Regions from separate parts of the Homo sapiens genome. Here region 2 is linked to region 1. A link is a contact called in ENCODE POLR2A ChIA-PET data. All regions are on one chromosome and are shown on one strand. Each heading gives the region's core, a stretch centred on a gene start or an enhancer-like site at or near the end of the contact. The rest is flanking DNA. Distances are from core to core; before and after follow the strand shown. Region 1 overlaps TRERF1 (transcriptional regulating factor 1). Region 2 holds the start of DLK2 (delta like non-canonical Notch ligand 2).

Region 1 (3,817 bases), core at 796-3,295:
AGAGAGGCAGCATTTGTTGAGGAAGGTTCCAGAAGACATTAGGTAGATTTGAGCAGTCGTCTAGGATATACTGGACATACCCAGGTCTGTTAACTCATTGGAGCCCGATTGCAACCTGTGAGCTGAGGGAACTGGGGTGTGCAGGGACTGGGATGTGAGCTCCTTTCTGGGCTGACTTGGGTCCAGGACAGAGGCCTCTGCCTGCTCTGCCTGTGGTCCTTCCTCTGTACCAATGCCCTTTCAACAAGAGGAGTCATCGGCACTGGCCAGAGTTCATCTTCTTCCGTGGAGTGAGGAGAGGGGCAGAAGAGAAGAGGGTGAAGGGCAAGAAGATTCTGAGATGAAGAGGGAAGAGGAAGGTCAGGAACCAGGAAGGGGGTCTGACTGATTTTCGGGAAGCAGTTGATAGGATGTGGGACCTGGAGTTAGTCACCTGGGGCCAGGTCCCAGCTTTACAGCTGCCAGCCTCCATAACTGTGACCAAGTCAGCCAACTTTTCTGAGCCTCAGTTTCTCCCTCTGTAAAATGAGGATGACTAACTTACCTCCTAGGGATATGAGGAGGACTAACTGAGTTGTATCTGGAAAGTGCTTGGAACTTTCCAGGTCTTCCATACACACTAGCTGCTGCTCTTGTTATTTTTGTGATCACAAAGGATTCTTGCCCCTTGGAAATGACGGTGCTTCTGTGTCATGGGCTTTGTTGCATGGTGGGTCAGTAACACTTTCCCTGTACTCCACAGGGGCAGGTAGTTGCTTCCCCCTGCCTGCTTCTCTCTGTCTTGATCTTCTGCCCCTTCCCTATTTTTTTTTTATTTTTTTTAATTTTTTTAATTTTTTTTTTTTTGAGACAAGGTCTGGCTCTATCGCCCAGGATAGAATGCAATGGTGTGATCGCAACTCACTGCAACTGCCACCTCCCAGGCTCAAGCAGTCCTCCCACCTCAGCCTCCCAAGTAGCTGGGACTACAGATGTGCATCACCATGCCTGGCTAATTTTTGTATTTGTTTGAGAGACAAGGTTTCATCATGTTGGCCAGGCTAGTCTTGAACTCCTGACCTCGGGTGATCTGCCTACCTCGGCCTCCCAAAATGCTGGGATTACAGGTGTGAGCCACCGCACCAGACCCGTCTATTTTCAGTTTGAAGCAGCACCTTCTGTGTGCCAGGCATTTTGCTTTGTAATTGAACGTACATCATCTAATTTAAATCCTCCCAATAACTCTTCTGGGTGGGGCTAATCATTCTTGTTTTTCAGATAAGGAAATGGAGGCCTAGAGAGTCCCACAGGAGGAGATTCAAATTCTGTCTCCATCCCTGAGCACACATCAGTATAACCTTGTGTGCTGGGGCCTCGCATCTTAAGGCTGTGTGAACCAAATTCCCTCCCTTCCTTGTAAGTGACCTCACTGGAACACAGCTGGGATGGTCCTTAACTGCTGCCTTTTCCCTTCCCAATTGTAAGACTTTGAGTCAGAGTACTTAACCCTTAATGCCTCACTTTTCTGTCTATAAAGTGGCAGTGATAACAGCACCTAGTTTGGTAGGGTTACCGTGAAGATTAAATAATACCCAGAGTTCTGGAGCACAGCTGTAAGTGGTGGTTGCTGTTACACTGGTCTGCAACTTTGAACCCTATCCAGCCCCCTGAGAAACTGACCTATCTGCTGACTGTAGCCTGGGGGTGGGTATATTAGCTTTGACTAAATATGTAAAACTTTTAGTGACCCTTCAATCTCCCTGTCCCACCCTTAGGCAAGAGGAATTCTCTTAGTCCTGCAAATGAGAACTGTTCTCTTTTGATGAACACAAAGAAAACCCAAAGTGAGAGTTTCCTAGTAAGAGAAAGCAGCAGCCCTGAGGTATTAGCTCCTTAGGGCCTTGGATTCTGCACTTGCTTAGCTCTGATAGGAAGCAGGAATCGGCACAGAGAGCGGTTAGACGGTAGGATCAAGAGGCAGGAGGAGAGTATCCTGCTGGGGTGAGAGGATAAGGAAATGAGGTTGGGTGGGGCTCCTGACAGGGTTAAGGCCTGTGAATCACCAGAGGCCCTCAGGCTGGGTGCAGTGGGCTGGAGGTAGCTTTTCTGAAAGCCGTGCTTCTTGGAGTCAGCATTGGCTTCACATTCAAGACGGCTGGATTGGGGTGGGGGTAGGGGAGAAAAGGGGGAGTCTTAGAGGAATGAAAATGCATCACGTGGCCACAGCAAGAATCCAGAGAGGAAATGATTAGAATTGTGCTATGGAGTGAAAAAGTAGGACTAGAATGGAGAGATAATTTTGTAGTTCCCTGGATGTGGAGGTGTGCAGGGGAGTCTACGGTGACCCCCAGCTTTTAGCATGTTACTGGATGCTTGGTGGCACCATTGACAAAGATGAGGAGGAACCCAAGAGAAATAAGGTGAAAGATGTTGAGCTGAGATTACCTTTTGACATGTTGAGCTTGAGAAACCCATGGGAACTACAGTTAGAGGCATCTGCTCAGAAGAATGTCCTGGCTGGAGTCGGGCACCATCTGCAAACAGATTCTAGTACTTGAGTCTAGTACTCAAGACTCCCAGGCACAGCATGTTCCCTCTTGCAGGTGGGGTGGGGTCAGGCAGAGTGGTGAGTGGCCGGAGAGGCACCCACGGAGTGCCCCATACATGCCTGGCACCAAGTTGGGAGCTAGGTTCTCTGCAAGCGGGCTCTGTGGCAAGGCCTGGGGGGGGTCTCATGGAATTTCAAGTCTGTCAGTGCGGATGAGCCCAGCAAGAAGAATGTGGGCAGGGAAAGCATGGACAGTGGACAATGAAGCCCTGGAGGACACTAACAGCTCTAGGACTGGAGACCATAGATTTGAAGGATATAAGCTCCGGTTACAAAATGCGCTCTGGAATGTATCCCATTCTGCTGCTTACAATCTGCCCCACACCTGCAGGGTGGAGTACAAACTCCTTAACACAATGTGCACAGCCTGCCTGGACCTTGCCTTGTCTTAGCTTTCTAGGGCTGCTGAAACAAAGTACTACATACCGGATGACTCAAAGCAACAGAAATGTCTGCTCTTGCAGTTCTGGAAATTTGAAATCAAGGTATTGGCAAGGTTGGTTCCGTCCAGGGGTTCTGAGGGAGAAACTGCTCCGTGCCTCTCTCCTGGCTCCTGGTGGCTGCTGGCGATCCTGGGTGTTTCTTGGCTTGTAGCAACATCACTGCAATCCCTGTCTCCATTGTCACGTGGCATTCTCCGTGAGTGTGTGTGTATGTGTGTGTCGCTATTTTCTCTTTTTATAAATAAGGGCATCAGTCATTGGATTAGGTGAGCTTAAGATGAGTATAACCTCATCTTAACTAACTATGTCTGCAAAGACCCTATTTCCAAATAAAATCACATTCTAAGATTCCAGGTGGCCGTGAATTTTTGGGAGACAACCTAGCACCAGCCTCGTTTTTACCTGCTTTTTTGGGCCTTATTTCCCTCCCACTTTCATGGCCTTTTTTGGGGAAGATGTCCAGAATCTACCCCAGCTGAGGTTTGCTGTCTCTGTCTCGTGAGCCGCTCCCTCTCTGTGAGCACCCCAGTACTTTCTTTTTTGCACCCCAATACTTTCTTTATTGTCCCTGTCCTAACTAGGCTCCAGCTTCCTCAGAACAGGGACTGGACCTCGCTCCTCTCTCTTTGTCAGCAACTTGGTGGCTGAGAGCCTCACCTTCAGGGTGCCACAGAAGCGGGTGTGAGTCCAGGCTCCCCACTTAATTAATGTGCGACCCTGGGTGACTTCCCTGACCTCTCCTAGCGTCAGTTTTCTCATCTGTAAGATGGATCTATTAAATGAGAAA
Region 2 (3,817 bases), core at 538-3,037, 1.1 Mb before region 1:
AGAAAAAAAAAAAAACCTCTATAATTCGATCATCCAGAGAAAAGCACTGCCAATGTCAAAGTACGTTCTTCTTTGTTTCCGGCTTCCCCCCACCGCACTTTACATATTCTTAGCTTTTTTGGACATCTTTAGACGTCAAAAAAAAAAAAAAGTATTTTTAACAGTCACATAGTGTTGATGTGCCATAATTTATTTGCCTACAGTAATTTTTGAATTATAGGTTGTTTGCAATTTTTCACCAAAAAAAAAAATGTGTTTAAACAAAATGAATGGTACAGCCATGTCATTACTCAAATTCAGAGAGCTCTTCAGGGAAGAGGCGATCACAGCTGAGAGGAGGCCAGCTAGGGAGCTGAGTGGGTGTAAGTGTTATATCCAATGGAGACTGCAGGAAAAATGAGCCCTGGGGCTCTGTGCCTGTGGAGGTGGCTGTGTGAAGGTGGGAAGCTGCTCTGCCCCGACTAGCGACTGCTCCTTCCGATGTTTTGAATTTAAAGATGGTGAAATCTCAATCTGAAGGACTAGAGATGGGCGCTAGCGTTCCTGACCTCTGCCCTGTTGTCCTGCACAAACTAGAAATTATGTTCTGGGTCCTTGTCTTTTTTTGGGGGGGGGCGGGGGTCGGAGTTTTGCTCTGTCCCCCAAGCTGGAGTGCAGTGGCGCGATCTTGGCTAACTGCAACGTCTGCCTCCCGGGTTTTCAAGCGATTTTCCTGCCTCAGCCTTCCGAGTAGCTGGGATTACAGGCGCGCACCACCACGCCTGGCTAATTTCTGTATTTTTAATAGAGACGGGTTTCACCATGTTGGCCAGGCTGGTCTCGAACTCCTGACCTCAGGTGATCCGCCCGCCTCAGCCTCCCAAAGTGCTGGAATTATAGGCGTGAGCCCACCGAGCTTGGCTGGGTCCTTGTCTTGAAATGTGTCTCTGAGCCATTAGCCAGAAGGGGGCAAAGAGGCCTGGAGGGCAGCTTTCCCCCACTCCCCCTCCGTTACTCTCTGAATCTGAGCTCCAGGTTTGGGCAGTTGAGGTTTAGCCTGAGGCCAAGGACGAACGTGATGGGGTACAGGAGAAGACTTGGCGGTGGAGGGGGTTTTGTGTGCACATTTACAGAGTCAGGGGCATTCCCAGTCCAGAAAGGATTCTCAGAGGCAGTCACAAAAAGGAATGGGGTGGAAGGGCTGAGACTTGAGGGAGGGAAGGGTGGTGGGGGTAGGGCCGGGGTGTGGTTGGGTGGATCGGGTTGATATTTATATAGGGATAGGTTGATCTTGGAAGGCTGGAGACGGCAACGTGGACAGGAAGAAGCGGAGGGCGAGGAGGAGCAGAGGAGCACACAGATGAAGCAGGTGATGAAGGCTTTACAAGCGGGGAGGCGTGGGCTGGTGACAGGCGGAGGGCGGGGAGCGATTGCCTGCGTGTGCATAGATCTATATGAGAAGCGTGATGAGCGGCGGACAAGCGAAGGCAGGGCTGGGGCGTGGGCCGCGGAGCGCTGGTCGGGAAAGTGGGCATGGGAGATGAGAGAATAACGGGGTTGCGCTCCTTTGGCTTAATAGTTTGCTCCCATTGAGACTCCTAAGATTTCCTCCTCTCTTGGAAGGAAGCTGGGTTCGGGGCGTTGGGTAGCCGCGGAGGGCCGGGGCCCCGGGGCGCGCCGGGTGCTAGGTGTGCGCCGTGCGTCGCGGGGGGGGGGATGGGGGTGGGGGCGGGCTCCGCCCCTGGCAGGGGGCCTGAGCGCGCGCGAGGAGCAGCCGCTGCCGCCGCTCGGGGTCGCCTGGAGCCCCAGATTCCCGAGCGCTCGGCTCGCATGGCAGCCGCTTCGGCGCCCGGCCCCGCGGCCAGCTAGGGGCGGCCCCGCGCTCCCTCACGGCCCCTCGGCGGCGCCCGTCGGATCCGGCCTCTCTCTGCGCCCCGGGGCGCGCCACCTCCCCGCCGGAGGTGAGGACTGCGGGGACAGGGCGCGGTGGGGATTCCAGGCCCCGCGCCGCCGCCGAACCCAGCGCGGCGGAGATAGAAAGGGGACGTGGGAGAGAGTGGTGGTGGCGGGGGGGGGGGCTGTCGGAGCTGTGGGGCGGAGACTGCTCGCTGCCGGGAACCGTCCTTCCCTCCGGCCCCCGCGTCCCCTCCGTGCTCGAGGCCGCCTCTCGGCGCTGTCCCCATCCCGCGGACCCCTCCGTCCTGACTACGATCCCAACCCCAGCCATTCCCGCGCCTGGCCTCGCTCCGCGATGCCCATCTTTCCCCTCCTTGCAGACCCCGCTCCCGGGTTCCTGTCTTCGCTCTCCTCGCTCTCTTCGCCTGCTCAACCCTTCCCTGCCCCCATCCTCCCGCTACCCCCATCCCCTTCTTCTGTCCCGGCGCCCCTCTCCCTCGTCGGCTCCTGTCACTTGGAACCCGTATCCGTGCCGCTATCTCCGCGTCCGGCCGCCTCCCAACCGGTGCCGTCCCACAGGTGTCCACGCGTCCGGCCGTCCATCCGTCCGTCCCTCCTGGGGCCGGCGCTGACCATGCCCAGCGGCTGCCGCTGCCTGCATCTCGTGTGCCTGTTGTGCATTCTGGGGGCTCCCGGTCAGCCTGTCCGAGGTGAGCGCGCCCGCTGGGCTCCAGTCGCGGCCCTGTCCAGCCGTCCTCGCTTGCACGTTGACCTCTGCCGGCCGGAGGCGGCACTGCAGTCGCTCCGACCCGCGGGGCAAGCAAGACCGAGGTTGCCTTTTTGGAATGGGATGAGTTTCTGTGTTATGTCCTGCCCTAGGGTTGAGTCCGCTCAGTTACTGGAACCCCAATCCTCTCCTGAGTCCCGCATCCCAGCGAGCTGTGCCCTGACTCAGACTCACCCCTCCCACATCAATCTCTTGCAGCCGATGACTGCAGCTCCCACTGTGACCTGGCCCACGGCTGCTGTGCACCTGACGGCTCCTGCAGGTACCTGTCCTGAGCACGTGCCCCCAAACCCTTTGGTACCCATTTCTAAGCCCTTCACGTGCACAACAGTGTCTAGGGGCTTCAGACTCTACTCTTCATGCCTCATCACTCCTATGGCTGACTGGCCAGTCCCCCTTTCCCCTTTACCTCACCTCTCTTGCTTCTTCTAGTTTTTATCTCCCCACTTCTTTAATCTCCCAAGTCTGATCCAGGGATTGTCTGAACTCCTGACAGGGAGAGAGACCTAAAGCTTGAGAGAGCTTGGGGATTGGGTGCCATGAGGAAATGGAAAGATAAAGGAAAAAGGGAAAGAGAAATGGTTTAGCCTGGAAAAGAAATGCTGCAGGGAGAGTTGCTGGGGAGAAACACTTACAATGAAAGAGGATCTTTCTTGATGAGTTTGAGTAGTTGACTCACTGGGAGATTGGGCAAATTCTGTAGCAGGAGGAAAGTGGACATAAGGAAATGAGTTGATGAGGCAGGTAGTTCAATTGGCTGGGGGTCTTTGAGACTCTTCACCCCTGGAGGGCTTTTAAAATATGGGTCAAGTGTTTGCCCTGGAATCATGGTGGGAGGATAGTCCTGATGACCTTTTTTGTTTTTATTTTTATTTTTTGTTTTTGAGACAGAGTCTCGCTTTGTTGCCAAGGCTGGAGTGCAGTGGCGCGATCTCAGCTCACTGCAGCCTCTGCCTCTTGTGTTCAAGTTCCCCTGCCTCAGCCTCCTCAATAATGGATTACAGATGCACACCACCATGCCCGGGTAATTTTTTGTATTTTTTGTAGAGACGGGGTTTCACCCAGTTGGCCAGGCTGGTCTTGAACTCCTGACCTCAAGTGATCCACCTGCCTCGACCTCCCAAAGTGCTGGGATTACAGGCGTGAGCAACCACG

What was found. ChIA-PET counts read pairs that join two places held with the same protein, here RNA polymerase II (POLR2A).
Region 2: POLR2A ChIA-PET joins it to region 1 with 11 read pairs in T-cell. The contact joins the promoter of DLK2 here to the enhancer-like site in region 1. POLR2A ChIA-PET finds 5 or more read pairs at or near these places in 2 of 52 experiments (T-cell and activated naive CD4-positive, alpha-beta T cell).

The regions. Positions count from the first base shown.
Region 1 is chr6:42,402,824-42,406,640 of GRCh38, reverse strand. All of the region lies in intron 2 of TRERF1 (transcriptional regulating factor 1), which reads left to right. Among named protein-coding and RNA genes, the nearest start is that of TRERF1, 47 kb to the left of the region's middle. Within about 2 kb of position 2,045, at least 17 of the 41 ENCODE cell types and tissues checked have a DNase peak (open chromatin) inside an H3K27ac peak, as active enhancers do.
Region 2 is chr6:43,453,518-43,457,334 of GRCh38, reverse strand. It overlaps DLK2 (delta like non-canonical Notch ligand 2), which reads left to right and starts at 1,787. Exons shown (of 6, transcript NM_023932.4): 1 at 1,787-1,940; 2 at 2,455-2,585; 3 at 2,861-2,924. The coding sequence starts at 2,510. RefSeq lists enhancers at 289-1,130, 2,759-2,808 and silencers at 1,729-1,968, 2,069-2,118, 2,149-2,228.